Linked DNA regions of Mus musculus: region 1 is linked to region 2. Evidence: chromatin loops called from intact Hi-C (ENCODE). Cell type or tissue: heart. All regions are shown on one strand.

The links. A loop is a pair of places that touch in the nucleus more often than their neighbours do. Peaks named below come from ENCODE experiments on the same cell type or tissue, not always from the same donor. Only the 100,000 strongest peaks of a DNase experiment are listed, where the experiment ranks them.
Region 1: it touches region 2 in a loop (4-fold over the local background); 16 of 42 quality-filtered maps call a loop at or near these places.

What each region holds. Positions count from the first base shown.
Region 1 is chr3:129,825,269-129,833,268 of GRCm38, forward strand. It overlaps Gar1 (GAR1 ribonucleoprotein), which reads right to left and starts at 6,128. Exons shown (of 7, transcript NM_026578.3): 1 at 5,850-6,128; 2 at 5,327-5,585; 3 at 4,069-4,223; 4 at 3,637-3,696; 5 at 1,556-1,706; 6 at 280-348. The coding sequence starts at 5,573. In heart, no CTCF peak of the experiment used is centred here; a DNase peak (open chromatin) is centred at 6,043; H3K4me3 peaks cover 2,684 bases; H3K27ac peaks cover 2,002 bases.
Region 2 is chr3:129,874,968-129,882,967 of GRCm38, forward strand. Cfi (complement component factor i) reads left to right here. Exons shown (of 14, transcript NM_007686.3): 14 at 1-365. The coding sequence ends at 171. It overlaps Pla2g12a (phospholipase A2, group XIIA), which reads left to right and starts at 3,639. Exons shown (of 4, transcript NM_023196.4): 1 at 3,639-3,968. The coding sequence starts at 3,752. In heart, a CTCF peak has its summit at 3,964; DNase peaks (open chromatin) are centred at 3,634 and 4,384; H3K4me3 peaks cover 1,967 bases; H3K27ac peaks cover 1,684 bases; H3K27me3 peaks cover 566 bases.

The DNA.
Region 1 (8,000 bases), 50 kb before region 2:
GAACCTTAAAATCAGCAGGGATTCCTGTGATCCTCTGTACATTTACATTACCAAACAAACACTACTGCCATTTGTATTATACATTTGCTTCAAATTACTAACACAACACAGGAACCTGCTGAAGAACTAAGAGAAAGCAATAAAGAGTTGTGTAGTAAAGAGCCATAAACTAAGCCAAGAATATCAGTGTTCTCCATGCTTGCTGGTGGAGGGAAATAAACAACAGAGAGTATCAAGCTACAGTTCCAATTGTTTAAAGACATCTCTGGTCACACTCACCTCGGAATCCGCCACCTCCTCTTCCTCCTCTGAAGCCCCCACCTCCTCCTCTGCCTCCTCTAAAACCACCTTAAAAAGGAAACAGATGTTAATTATAGCCTCTCATTTTCTGATAAACTGTAAAGATTCTACAATTCCTATAATCATAAAAATTAAATATAAATTCATCTACTATATTTTTACAAAACCTTTTAAAGGATAAAAATAGAGAACTTGCAATTTCCCCAGTGGGGCAGTAAGGCACTAAGACTAGCCCCTCTTCCATTTCTCACATTTGTTTTCCATGTGTGCTTGCATGTGTGACAGCATGTACATAGAGATCACTGCATGCACAACTTGTTGAAGGAACTAAAAGAATAAACTTGCATAGTAAGTACATATACGACCACCTCTTGGCATATAATCAAATTACTACTCATTGATAGCTAAAAATTATAATTCAGTTAAAAAAAAAATTCTTGCCAAGCGATGGTGATGCACACCTTTAATCCCCGAGCTGGGGAGGCAGAGGCAGGCAGATCTCTGTGTGTTGAGACTAGTCTCATCTACAGAGAGAGTTCCAGGTCAGCCAGATATACAGAGAAAGCCTTGTAAAACCAAAAGAGGAGGGGGTGTCTTATACAGTCATATAATAAATAGTGAACTGTCTGTCATGCATAAGTCTCCCACACCATGGAGGGGGAAAATTCTACCACCGCACATTAGAGTAAGACATTACTCACATGCTCATGGCAATGAGGGAATATAGAAGCCCAGTCGTACAGAAGTGAAGCACACAGTTATGTACAGCACACAATGCTCCATGATAGTTAAAAACTGTTTGCAGCTTGTGTATTCACTTCTGTTCCTTTACACTGCGACTTTACAGTACATCTCATCAAAGGAAGCGTACCTAGAGCAGCCTGCCCCATCTCACCTGACTCCATCTTACTACTCGACTGCACCAAGGGACCTTAGGGAGTGACGACGTTCTACAAGAGTGTTTGTGTAATGTACACCACAGAAGCATGCAACCATGCATTCCTCAGAACATATCTGTCATTAAGCAATGGGTGAGGGTGCTCTTATTAACACCTCCATTAAAACACGAATAACCCAAATGTCTGAAATCCTTCAAAGGTAATGCTAATTTTTCTTCCTTCTATTTAAGTTATGGAAACAAAGCACTTCTACCCATATTGATGCATGAGAGAGAAATAAAGGTAAGAGAATTTTGGTTACGTGCAAAATTAAACTGTGGCTACAAAATCTCATTAAAACCCTCACAGTAACTTACCACCTCTTCCACCACCTCGGCCACCGCCTCCTCTTCCTCCTCCTCGACCTCCCCTGCCGCCACCGCCGCCACCTCTGGGAGGTCCTTTCTCACCAGGAGGACGAGGCAGAAACCTCTGCAGCGGCAGCAGCTTGTATGGGTCTATATAGAACTGCAAGTTGAGTGATAGTTAGTATGACAAGGGCAGTATGCTACAGGTGAATCTACTTAGGTTCAAACCCCACTCCTGGCGTTTATACTGAATGGTTCTGGACAAGGACTTAGTCTTTCCTCCCTCTAATTAGGTTTCTTATATATAGAATGTAGATAAAAGTACCTATCACAAATTTCTGTGAAGATCAAAAGACACATAAGACAGTGCTGTGGACTGCACAAAAACACATAAAAATAAGGCAAATTCAACCCTATTTTAAATAAAAAATGTCCTAAAAATTTACATTTTCACTTAAGAGAGCTGCCAAGAGAAAATTATCTGAATTATAGTACAATTGGGAAGACTTTGGTAAATTAGCTATTTTAAGAAAGTATTCTATTAGTTTTTCCATCTACAACCAGTGGTCACTTGCTATTAGCAAGTTGTCTCCATCTACTTTCCAGTTCCAATCTGGCTCTTGGGACCGCCATTCCATAAGCTCTTTGACAGCTGACTACCCATTCCTGAATCCTCTGAATAGTATGTGTACTTGACCACAGCTAAGCACTCCTCTTGGAAACTAGTCTACTTTTCTATCCCTATTTGCACAGCATGCTTGTGGTGAGCAGCCACCTTTCCTGTAACCCTGTGCCAGTAGTTTAAATCTGAGATGGGGCCTGAAGCTCTCCTGAGTGCTGCACTGCGGCCATCCTTCCTAGACAGTGTCTGTTCATCGACCACCTCCCAGCATTATCTCTAACCTATACTCACCCGTGAACGCCTAATCTTCTGCCGACCTCAGTTATCTTAAACTCACTATACCCCAAATGAAATTCATTGTCTTTTTTCAACCTCTGTTCTCCAATGCTGCCTAAGTCAGTGAGTAGGATCATAAGGCACAAAGATGCTGGAATCCAACACCTAACAATGGTGATAGTTACCACACCAACTGACTCCTCCTCCTCTGCTCACAGCTCCACCTCCTTTCAATTTCCATGGACTCCAGCTTTACCCCATAGCAACTGTGGCTTCTTACAGCCTACACTGCTGGTCCTTCCCTAGAGGGCTTCTCTGTCACTCCCGTGCTCTTTTAGAGCACCAATGTAAAGATCAAGTTCACCCTAGTATTCAGAAACAATGTTAAAACTAAAATCTAGTCTTTCTCAGGATGTATAAAGCTCCTTCTTACCTCGCCAGCCTTTTTTGAATTGAGAACTTTCCCTACCCCATCATCGCAGACACTTCAGTTTTCTCCATGTAGAATACACTCCCCTCTCTGGCAGCCTAGTGCTGAAGTACTTGTCTAAGGACATCAAAATTCTCCAGCCTTCTTTCCTGAAACTTCATTGTGAGTGCTACTTAAGGGCAACTGGGTCAAATTTATAAGAATGGGATCTTCAAGGATGCCATTTTAAGAGCTGTCTTCAGGTATTTGTGATGCACACCAGGTGTAAGACTCTTAGCTTCCAGTTTCAAAAGCACCACCTCAAGGAAGGCTAAGACTAAATACAGATATATGTGAAAACCTTTAGTATCTATCTACATATGCCAAGCATCTCAAGATGACCTGGAATTCACTACGTAGCCTAAGCCAGACTCAAAGCTGCTCTCCTGCCATCTCTCTGCCTCCAAGTGCTGGGACTACTGGTTCATTGTTACTTCTCAGCACTGGTAAGCTTCCACTGGGTGTGACAGCACACACTGTAACTGCAGGACTTAGGAGGTATAGGCAGGAAGGTCATATAAAGTCAGAAGCCAATGTAAGCTCAACAAGTGAGTTCCGGGCCAGCTAGGGCTGTAGCAGAGACACTTGGGTAACTCAGTGCTTGGTTACTACTGTGGAACAGCCTCAGCACTTCACTTCACGAACTGGAGGAGCTGTGAGTGTCTCAAGGAAGACACACACCACCCCCTCTGAATCCAAAATCTTAATTTAAGTATGACTCACCTTCTGTAGCTTTTTAAAGGAAGATGCCTTCATGTTTTCTGACAACTTAACTGAAAAATACTATTAATTAAATTAAGGAAAAAGACACTAAGAATGCCTAGCTATAAGAAATTTCCAAGTAGAAATGGCATTTTCTTTAAAATAATTAAAACAAAACCAAAAACCCAAGAGACAGAAGAGCCAATACAATCTGGTGGCACGTATTCAAATGGCCACCACTCCCAGAACCCAGAGGACAGCCATCTCTCCTTGGCGCATCATTTTTAAATATGGACGGATGCGCTCCCTACAGATCCTCCTCCGTGAGACTCGTCTGTAGCTTTGCTATCTCACTGAATGAAACAGTGAGTTTGCTTTGATATTTCTGGCTGGGGAGGAAGGGACACGATAATTCTTAACAAGATTGCTGACTCACCCAATCAGAAAGGATACAAAATCTCTAAGCTGTCCAAATATCTCATCCACTTTCCCGACTTGCTCTTTGTTTTCTAAGTAAACAGGGGCGTTGAAGTAGGGCACCTTGTTCTCCTCGGTGGTACATTTACACACGATGTCATCTTCACAGGGATGCATGAATTCTCCTAACACTGAAACAGCACAGAACAGACACGAGGCCACTGCAAACACTGACCAACTCGGGAATCCAGTGGGCTTTGCCACTTGTCTTTCCCCATATCTGATCCCCTCTATGGCAGAGCTCAGCTGTCAACACTGTAGTCCCAAGTTAGCATGCCACTACCAGGGGACCTAAAAGAGACTCCCCTTCTGTCTGTACACTGTAAAATGAGGCCAGTCACATCTAACTGCAGCCACACCTGATGCTAAAGCAACAGGAACAACAAACTAGGTGCTTACAATGGTGCTCACTCGCTGTCCACCAGTTACCCTGTCATGGCTGTTACAGCTGCATTCAATGCTACGTTCCATTGACTCTTCTTCCTCCCCAGCCTCAAATGTGAACCACTCTGGCTTTATTGATCCCTCCCTCCTTTCTCAGAACTCATCACCACTACCACTTCTTCACCAGTGATTATCCCTTCCTGGGAAGTGTGCAAACACAAGGCACCTCTGTTTCTGTAACCCAGGATTAATACCATTCGCCTACAAAACTAACTCCCCAACCTTAGCAACAACTAGAACCTTTTCTTCTCACTATCAGCCAAGTTCTACTTATATTTCTTTTGAAATCCCTTCTCCATCCGTGTGTCCAATGCACAGACTTCAGGCAGCATGGAACCCAGGGAACTATGAATGTGGCCCTACACAAGATAGTACACACACTTATTTACAACATGATTTTGCAGGGTGCAAGGGAATGAGTGTTCAAACTAGGCTGCATGGTTATGGAGTGTGAATTCTGTAGGTATTTTCTGGTAACTGAAAATATGAGCTACGAAAACTAAAAACTTGGCTTTGTGTTTCAACTATATCACTAAGGAATCATACTTAATCCTAAAAAGTGTTCTGCCCTTTAGAAGGAGCCAGGTACTCAATGTTGTCTAAGTCTCATCTTTTCAGTCCCAACTCAAGTTCACCTCCACACTGCATTTCGGTTCTCATGATCAGTCCCTTATACGTGTCAGGGCACTCAAGCGACTTGCCTTTCGGAGTCTTATCAACAAACGCACTAATAACTTAAACCGGATTCTATTCCCAATGCAAAGGAGGTTAAGCTCAGAAGACGACTTACAGACGACACGTTCTGGAGGCCCTTGATCTTGAAATTTATTAAAGCCTCCACGACCGCCCCCTCGTCCAAATCCTCCTCGGCCGCCGCCCCTGAAACTGCCGCCGCCGCCGCCGCCTCCGCCCCTGAAACTGCCGCCGCCGCCTCCGCCGCCCCCTCGGAAGTGGTTGTTGCTGCCGCCGCCACGGTTGAAGCCTCCGCCTCCACCACCGCGATTAAAGCCTCCGCGACCTCCGCCTCGGAAAGACATGCTCTCTCCGGCCTGGCGAAATAGACGGGCCGCTCCTCCCGGTCACCGCGGGTCGATCATTTATCTAAGTCCCCTCCGCCTCGCTCAGGCCACCAAGAAGGGGACAGCAGTAAACGCCGCCCTGCCACTCGCCCACACAGCCAAGTGGCGAGCGCAGAGAGAGCGGTGTCTTCGCCCCAGCCCCACGACCCGTGGCTCGCCACCGCATCCCATGCCTCTCCACCGCATCCCGCCCCGCGGGTGCCCTCACCCTCGCTCGCCCTCCGCCGCACTCACCGCGCCACGTGCGTCTCCAGCCTAGCCCGGCGCGCGCGCGCGGAGGGACACTTCCGGCGCGCTCAAACCTCCTCGGCCACCGTAGCCGTCCAATGTTACCAGACTAGAAATTGGAAGGGCTGGTTTGCAGGAAGGGCCCGTCACTACCGGACGCAGCGGTCCCAACGCCTTACCGAGTAGAGCACACAGCACCGGAAGAGAAACAATAGCGTCCAGCGTGACCCCCCCCCGCCCCCACCTCATCCACGCAAGGGCCACCGCGCTAGAGGTGGCGGAAGTGACGCAAAATCGCAGCGCCCTCCGTACGCGACGTTTCCGGAAGTGTGGCGGCGCGTTGCCCTTGGAAACGGAGTTGTTTGAGTCCTTCCGTGCTAACAGCTGGTGAGGCGTGTCGTCGCTGAAGCGTGCTGGCTGCAGTTGGTGCTACTCGCCGGGCTCTGTCACTTCTTGGGTTGCGAGAAGGTCCCGACCTGACTCTGCTCCACGGAGTGTTGGCCACTCAAGCGGTGCTCAGCCCAGGACGTCGGAACCTGTCACCGCCAACGGAGTTGCCTCTGTGTGTGTGTGTGTCCTGTTATTATTAAATACGAAAGGGTGTGTGTCGAAGTTGCCTGTGTGTCCGTGTTCTGTTATTATTAAATAGGAAAGGGTGTGTGTTTGTGTGTGAGATGACAGAAAGGCAACCATTTTTAAATATGGTCTCAATGTCTTCATCAAGTACGTTTTGAACTCCGAGAGACTATGCACCCATCTATAGATGACACCTCACCTCCCGTCTCCTTAACACTCTCATCTCCGACATCGGTTTCCTTACATCACTAAAACTTCACTCATCACAAAAGAAGTGACCTCTAGTTCTTAAATTTGGTTGACTTCTTTTGTATCTGTATTGTCTGAAACATCTCTTGGCATTTGACAATATCACCTTTTATTTGAAAGAAAGTAGAGACTGATCCGCATATCAGAGGATTATTGTGAATAGATTTTTGAAAGATCTTTGTAAAAGATATAGAAACATTAATAATTCCAGTATGCCAGTTACTCTAAACTGTAAACTTCTTGAAAAAGTACACACCAGTTCCAAATATTTTTAAAAATTGGGCAAATGTACTTTAAATTTAGATGTTATAACCATATATATCCAATTATATATTATATTTATAATATAATATATGTAATATAGAACATACAATTATAAAATACTGAATTATAATATATGTAATAATTACATATGTAATTTTACATGCATACACACCATATATATATATGTATACACACACACACACACACACACACATATAATCAGCACTATCCCTACCTCTATTCTAGGCTTGTGGCAATCTCTAATCAAACCTGATGGGTTTCTGTTGATTCCTGTGAAGTACCTTTGTACTGTCATAGCTGAGTTCAGCCTTTTGACACTGCTACCCTTTTTCATTGCCACTCCAAATCACTCAATATAGTCTAAGAATTCAGATGCTCAAACATCACAACAGGCAACATCTCCCATTCTGGGCCCCAGACTAAATAAATGCTTGTTGACTTAACTTCTTCCGTCTGTGCTGCATTTGATGATATAGTGAATCTAATACCATTGCTGTTTTGTATAGTCTCATACTCAGCTCCCCCATAGCCCTGCACTTTCCCTTAGCAGTGTGTCTAAAGCCGTTTACATGATTAGTAATCAGTATGTGCACTTACCATCCCTCTGCCCCATCAGGCTAGAATTGCTGCCTTGTTTTCTTTGTCTTTGTTAGACTCTTCCTCTCTCCTGAAATAGCTCCATTTTCCATCCACTAGAATAGCCCCATATTCTGACCATGGAGGAATGCTCTAAATAATTTTACTATTTACACAGCCCCTGCATAAAATTTACATACACACATATACATGCATGAATGTACACACTAGAACAATAAACTTTATATCACACAATAGTTGCGAAAGTTTTTTTAACTATGGCAAAATATACATAATATAAATCGTCATTATTCTTAAATTATTCCCTGCTATTAAGTTCATTCACACGGCTGTGCAATACAGTGCCCTTTTGAATAGAGAGTGATGTTTTCACTGTGAACCTATGGGGCTATGGAGATAGCTCAGTGGATAAGAATGCTTGCTATACAAGAAAGAAGGTCAAGGTTAAAA
Region 2 (8,000 bases):
CCCTTGGTCTGTGAGGATATCAACAATGTCACTTACGTTTGGGGCATTGTGAGCTGGGGAGAAAATTGTGGGAAGCCCGAGTTCCCAGGTGTTTACACCAGAGTGGCCAATTATTTTGATTGGATTAGCTATCACGTAGGAAGGTCTCTTGTTTCTCAACACAATGTCTGAAGCTATGACCTCCTTCTTTCTACATTTATTCTTTTAGGAGTTACATTTTAATTGAAATGAAACTGTATAGTTAGTTCTCCTCAGAGCTGGCAAGAAGCAACTCCTACTGGCTAGTCCTAAAGTTTCTTCCAAGTTTATGCTGTTTTAGAATTCTGCCATATAATCTACAATAAATATTCCGGCTAAGCATACAAGGTGGTTTGTGTTTGTTTGTTTGTTTGGTTGGTTGGTTGGTTTTTAGTGCCTAAAGACACACAGCTACACCCTCAGCCCACACATTTTATTTACAGATAGTTTACATTAACTATTCAGGAAGGAATGACATTTTGATGGCAGTTTAATGACATTAGAATTGCACAAGACTGTGTTCAAGGCACAAATCTGCCACCATTGGGTCATTTTTAGATTCTCTGTGTGTTATTTTCCATCTGTATTTTGTGGTTTTCCCTTCAGAGACCATGAACAAGCAGCTATGGATCTCAAGTAGGGCACCAACTGCAGACCAAAGAAATGATCACACCCAAGTCTAGCTTGATAAAGCAATGAGCATCCTGGGGTTCCTTATGGGAGCAGTTACTTAAGGCAGCTGGACCACTGGTAAGCTCACCCAAGTATAGATGACAACTCAGAGGAGTTGCATCGTTAGGGCTCACTACGCAATTTGTAGGCAATTCCACAGAAGATAGCCTCCTCTCCCAGCCGCTGCTTACTGCTAACACTACCCCAGAAGGACCTATTGTTAGCATTTTGTCTAGGCTCTGCTCCACAGTTACCTGGCAACAGCCAGATGTGCCTGGCTCACTATAAAAGGGACTGCTTGCCCCCTCTTCTTTTCTCCCCATTCCCCTCCCCCCTCTCTCTCCATGTGCTCATGGCCAACCTCTACTCCTCTGCTCTTGCTCTCTGTGTTTCTCTGTCTCTATTACCCTCTTAACTCCCCTCTCATGCCCTGAATAAACTCTAGTCCATACTATACCGTCGTCGAGTGGCTGGTCCCTCAGGGGGAAGGGATGCCTCAGCATGGACCCACAGAGGCACCCCCTTCCCCCATACCTGACTATACATCCACCAAACGTATTCCTTTATCTTTCTATAAAAAACATCACCTATTGACTCTCGTACCTTTCTGAGCTTCCTGAATCTATTGAGTCTCTAGTTTCCTGGGCTTGATGAACCTCCACTCTCCCTCCTTTTTTTCTTCCTTTTCGCTCTGGCCCTGCTTGTTCCATCCTGCCCTCTTTCCCTCCTTAAGAAGGAAGAAGAGCTACAGGACATTCCACAAGGGAAGGTGTGAAAATGAACACCGTGTTTACATAAAAAACCTGGCATAGTATCATTTATAGGGCAATGGCACCACCAATCCTCCAAACCTCCTCAGACACTGGAGCCAGGAGTCTGGCCTTGCTACATTTGCATCTTCCTGCCAGAGAACTGAGAACTGCCTGCCCGCTGCTGAGCTGCTGAAGAGCCTACTTTGCAACTCAATCCTGCTGAAACAAGCAACAGAACCCAGCTGAAACAAAGGGATGGGTCCTTAGGTTTTCCCATATGTGTTCAGTGCCATGCATTAAAGATTGAGCCTTGATCAGAGAACTTTGTCTTGGCTCGTAATTTCTCTCACTGTCCTTCCCATCCATCCCCAGCTTTCCTTTCAGGAACCCAGGAACCCGTGGCTGCTGGCGGCTACGATGATAACAATGATGATGTGTTTGTAGGTGCACGTAGACGTCTGAGGACAACTTGGGGGAACCCCCTTCTCTCCTTCCACTGCGGGTCTCGGGTACCAAGAGGCTATTAGGCTCATGTAGCAAACGCTGAGCTTTCTCACTGGCTCTTAGCGTTGCTTTTGTCAGAGTACTTTCTCACAGCAACAGGGAAGAAAATGAAGTCACAGATGAGGTTCTCAGGCAGCTTTCCAAAGGCCTTGCAGCTTGAGGGGCCAGCCACACACAGGATGGAGAGCAGCTCCGTGTCCTGGTACCCATAGTGCATCAGAGAAAAGGACAAGCTGGGTGTGGCCTCGTGCCCAAGACTTGAAACCACTGAAGAATTAAAGTTGAAATGGGAGGCAGGGAGGAAGAGGCAGGGGAGGGTGGAGGGCTGACATGAGATATGGAAGACAGGAGATCCCAGACTGTTCCAAGGGAGACTGAAGAAGACAGAAGCCACCTTGGGGAAGGAGAATGCCCCTGGTTCTAGATGGGTCAAGGAAAGAAAATACAGTGTCTGGGGACAAAACTGATGACGACAGGGTACCAGGGAGGGGGATCTGAGTCTGTGGCAATGGTGAGATTTTATTTTAATTATGAGGTGACTGCTGTGGCCATGGATGGCAGATCATAAAGAGAAGTGAGGAACTGAATCCGGTTTAACCAGTCGTGTTATTGCATCCGTGTGCAATAGACGAGAAAAGGTGCCAAAGAATCTGGCATTTGAGAACGTAATCCCCAGAGAGAGACACGCGGCAACCCGTGTCCTCAGAGCACAGGTTATTGTTAAGGTAAAAGACATACATTCAGCAAGATGTAAATGTGTAAAGAAATAGAAAAGAGAGAGGCTTGGCGCCAAGATCCTAGCACTTGAGAGGATAGTGTGTTCAAGGCAAGTTGGAGGGCAGCCTGGGCTACAGGCCAAGACTCTGTCTCAGAAAAATTAACTGAGGGCTGGTCCCAGGTAACCTTACCGCATTTGTCCCGCTTCGGAAGACACACTCCTGCCTCCCTTTCCTCTGCCTAGTCGGTGATTAGCTTTTTCTCTACAGTATTTAGAATTTTAAGGAGGGATAACTGCCAACTTCTCCTTCCTTAGAATTAGAAGCAATGGAGGAAGTGCTCTGGCAGATTGAGCAGAGTTCCATCTTCAACAATCCTCCAGACCATGCTGCGCTGCTAGGACTGCGGCTGATCATAGGGTTCCCACAAGAACCCAGGAGGCAAATCCAGGCTTGGTAGGGTGCAAGGCCAGCCCGTGTTCAAACAGTTTTCTACGCTGGACCCCAGGCCTTGTCCAGTAAAGGCTGGGACTGCGGAGCCCAAGGGAGGCTGTGCTACTGGAGTCGTTCTAAATTATGGTGTCTCGGTAAACAGGAGAGCTTTGTAAAACAAGCAAGCAAACAAACCTCACTAGGAGCTGGGAGGCGGTGGCGCACGCCTTTAATCCCAGCAGGCGGATCTCTTGAGTTCGAGGCCAACCTGGTCTAGGTGAGTTCCAGGACAGCCAGGGCTACACAGAGACCCAGTCTTGAAAAACAATACAAAAAACAAACAAAACAAAACAAAACCAATTCACTGTGGTGTTGAACCAAAGCAATGACTATGTCTAGGGCATTGGCAAGGCGTTTTTAAGACTCCATAGAGGCAGGACCGTAAGCTACGGGAGCGTTCCGGAGACCACGTGGGCAATGAGGCTCCCACGCTCGGGCGCATGCGCACTGTGGGCAGCGGCGCGCGTGCCCGGGCGGGCCCACCGTTCGGCGCAGCTCAGTGACGGGGCGCGAGCTCGCGAGCGCGGAGGAGGCCGGGGGCCTGAGCCGGAGCCGGAGCGCGCGCCGCTGCCCAGCCCCGCCGCGCCGGCCCCGCAGATGGTGACTCCGCGGCCCGCGCCCGCCCGGAGCCCCGCGCTCCTCCTCCTCCTGCTGCTGGCCACTGCGCGTGGGCAGGAACAGGACCAGACCACCGACTGGAGGGCCACCCTCAAGACCATCCGCAACGGCATCCACAAGATAGACACGTACCTCAACGCCGCGCTGGACCTGCTGGGCGGGGAGGACGGGCTCTGCCAGTACAAGTGCAGCGACGGTGAGCCGCGACAAGGGGGCGCGGGGTGGCAGGGGGTTGGAGGCGGGACAGTCCCCGGAGGCTGGGGGGTTGGGGGGAAATGCGAGAATCCGAGCCAGGCAAGTGGATGGGGACGGGTATGAAGCGAGAAAATAAAGGGACTGGTGCCAGGCAGGGGGATGTGTGTGTGTGGAGTGTGGAACAGGTAGATGAACAAGTGTGGAGCAGGTGGATGGGGCACAAGTGGGGGGCTAGAAGATGGAGGGGTACGTGTGGGGCAGGTTGTGGGGCGGGGGACACTTGCGGAGCAGGGGGGCGGGGACAGGGAAGCGGGATGGAAGGACGAGTGCGGGACAGGGGGATTAGGGGAACAGACGCCAGACAGGCATTGACTGCGTCCTCGGGTGTGGAAAGAATGAGCAGCGCTTGGAGCGTGCTGTCCTTGGGATTGAGCAAGCTGGGAACAAATGTGAGAGGTCACCTGAGTGCGCGCTCTGCACTCTGCTCTCCTTTGCATCTGAGCTTCTCGCCCTCTCTCCCCGCCATTGCACAAAGTTGCCTAAGAACTTTCTGATGTACGGGGCGGGGTGGGGGTGGGGGGCGGGAAAGGTGGGAGGGAAGTGGGACAGACTGAGTTTAGCACGTGCGGTCATGCACAGGCGCGCGCACACACATCATGTAATTGGTTCAGCTAAACATAGAAAGCCAAACGACAATTTAAAAGCCATCAGTTGGTGTTAAGTGCCATTTTGTTTGTTTACCTGCAAAGCTAGGTAAAATAAATTGTGGCTTTTGTATAGATTTCTGATGTACTTGGTTTTTGAGGGAGGTATACTGCATTGAAAAAGTTCCCTAACTTCTGGAAAACAATCTAAGACTTGCAGTTTTGTCTTGATTTGATTTTTGAGACAGGGTCTCAGGTAGCCCATGCTGGCATTGAAGTTGGTATGTAGCTGAGACTGACCTTAAACTCCTGTTCCTTGGCCACCCAGGTTTTGGATGACAGACACAAGCCATCTTGTCCGCCTTGTAGCTTTCTTGGGTATCACTGGCCTCTCTTCCTTATTCTCTGTCAATATTAGAGTTTGTCTGCTCATTCCTTTCATTGTTTTTAAACATTCTGTTTGAATCTGAGAACTTGTTTCATGGCAGCGTGAATAGTCATAAAATCAGCACTTAAGGCAGTGATTTGAGTGAGGGTTTTTTGTTGTTTTAGTGTTTTGTTTTATTTTAAAGCATTCTGTGTGTGTGTGTGTGTGTGTGTGTGTGTGTGTGTGTGTGTGTGTGTGTGTTTTGAGGGGTGGGATGAGGCTTCTGTTTGGCAATTCAGAATGTTAGGATATAGAACTTGTAAAATCAAGCTTCTTATGAGATTAGCCAAGGCTACCAGCTGAAAATAATAGGGAAATTCATGACTTTAGTGAGAAACCCTGATTGCAGAGTTGGTAAACTTAATTTTAAAAAAGTCTCTCCTGTAAACCTGTGACGTCCCTGCAGCTTATAAGTCTACAGATAGCCTCCATCTTTATGATAATATAAAGAACATTCCATTGAATTCATTCTAGGGATCTCCATTTGCCTCCAAAACTTAGGCCTAAAACCTTCCACCGATACACACCAAAAAGAATATTTTCTTCCTGTACAATATTTTGTTTTTGTGAGCTGTATTAGTGGGGTGTCGTGGGTAACAAGGAGTAAATGATAACTTTGCTAAGGCACAAGTTCTATTTTTTTTATTAGATATTTTCTTTATTTACATTTTAAATGTTATCCCCTTTCCTAGTTTCCCCTCCCAAAACCCCCTATCCCCTCCCTCCTCTCCCTAACCCATCTACTCCTGCTTCCTGGTCCAGGCCTTCCCCTACACTGGGGCATCGAGCCTTCACAGGACCAAGGGCCTCTCCTCCCATTGATGACCAACTAGGCCATCCTCTGCTACATATGCAGCTGGAGACACGAGTCCCACCATGTGTTTTCTTTGGCTGGTGGTTTAGTCCCTGGGAGCTCTGAGGGTACTGGTTGGTTCATATTGTTGTTCCTCCTATGGGGCTGCAAAACCCCTTCAGCCCCTTGGGTCCTTCCTGTAGTTCCTTCATTGGGGACCCTGGAGGCACAAGTTCTAACTTCATTCCTGACCATTATGCAAACATTAGTCTTGACGGTGTGTCAATCGTGTGCCAGCCGTTGGAAGGTGGGGTGATTCTGCAGTGGTAGATAAGATCCCTGTCCCTGGAGCTTGTGTTCTGATGCAGAGAAGCAGCCAGCGCATCTAGACACAAGAAATGAAAGACTACCACAGTGGTCCTGGGAAGTACTGGGAGCCATTTGCCTTTCCTGTAGGCTGTTCCGGGACAGAAGAAGAAGAAGGTCTCAGGATTGGAAGTAAGAGGAGTGCTCTGTGGTAATCAGGGAAAGAATGTCCCAGCACGGAACAGTGAGGACACATTTCCTGAGGGCACGCACGGGCTCACAGGAAGCCAGTCAGGGTGACTGAGGGTTTCTGCCTGTGGCAGTGGAAAGATGCAGCTGTTATTTACAGACACAAGGGTGACTTGAAATGTGCAGTCTTTATAGACAGCTTGTGAGCACCAGCTGTAGAGTTGTTAACACTGAGAACATCTCAGAGCTATGTTGTTCCCATGAGAAGGTTTCAAACCTCCCTTCACTTGCTACTCTTTGTTACCAATCTCCTGGGGAAGGCAAGAGCTGCTGAAGGCAACAAATGTCTGCACTTCCTATAACCTCCCTTCCCTGAGCCTGGTGTTCTGGGTACTTGTTCCCTTTGGGTCATCTTTCCTCTGATGGGAAAAGATGCCTTAATGAGAGTTATCTGAAGTTTTGGCTTTTTTAAAAAGAATTATTTATTGTATGCATACGTGTACACTGTAGCTGTCTTCAGACACACCAGAAGGGGGCATCTTAACCTATTACAGATGGTTGTGAGCCACCATGTGGCTGCTGGGAATTGAACTCAGGACTTCTGGAAGAGCAGTCAGTGCTCTTAACCACTGAGCCATCTCTCCAGCCCCTCCCTGAAGGGTTTTTTTTTTTTTTAATTTGTTTTGTTTTTTTGTTTTGGTTTTTGGTTTTCCGAGACAGGGTTTCTCTGCGTAGCCCTGGCTGTCCTGGAACTCACTCTGTAGATCAGGCTGACCTCTAACTCAGAAATCCACCTGCCTCTGCCTCCCAAGTGCTAGGACTAAAGGCATGCGCCACCACTGCCTGGCTTCCAGAAATTTTTATGGGAACACATTTTATGTTTGGCATTTAGCCAGCTCTCTCTCTCTCTCTCTCTCTCTCTCTCTCTCTGTCTGTCTGTCTGTCTGGTGAGAGAGGCATGCATGTGGGTGTGGGTGTTTGGTTGATGGGCCCATATGTACACATACAGAGGCCAAGAGAGAATGCTGAGTGACTTTTTCTTCTGTTCTCTATATTACTCCCTTAAGAAAGCGAAAGCTCACTGATCTGGCTGGCCACTGAGCTCCTGGGATCTGCCTGTCTCTCTTGCCTCCCAACACTGGGGTTATAAGCACACACTCATCTTCCTCAGCTCTTTATCTGGGTGCTAGGGATTTGAACTCAGGTTATCGTGGCATAACCGTCATCATTACTCACCTGGGCCAGCTTCGCTTCCTTCCTCCCTGATCTCAAAGGAAAGGAAGTGAGACACGATTTTCATTTCTGTTGAAAAATAGAAGAAAGTAGGTTCTGAAGTGTTTTTAGAATTCTGAATAAGTTGTTCCTTCCTCTAGTGATGTATGTGTTAGCAGGAGGGTCTAAGTGCTATATTGAGAATTGAGCATTAGTGGAAGTAGGGTAGCCAGAATGGAGCCAGGCTGCTGTGTTCAAGAGCCCAGACAAGGGCTGGAGAGGTGGCTCAGTGGTTAAGAGCACTGACTGATCTTTCAGAGGCCCTGAGTTCAATTCCCAGCAATGACTTGGTGGCTCACAACCATCTATAATCCTGTCTGTAGTGGGATGCCCTCTTCTGTTGGGTCTGGAGACAGCTACAGTGTACTCATAAATCAATCAATCAATCAATCAATCTCTGGA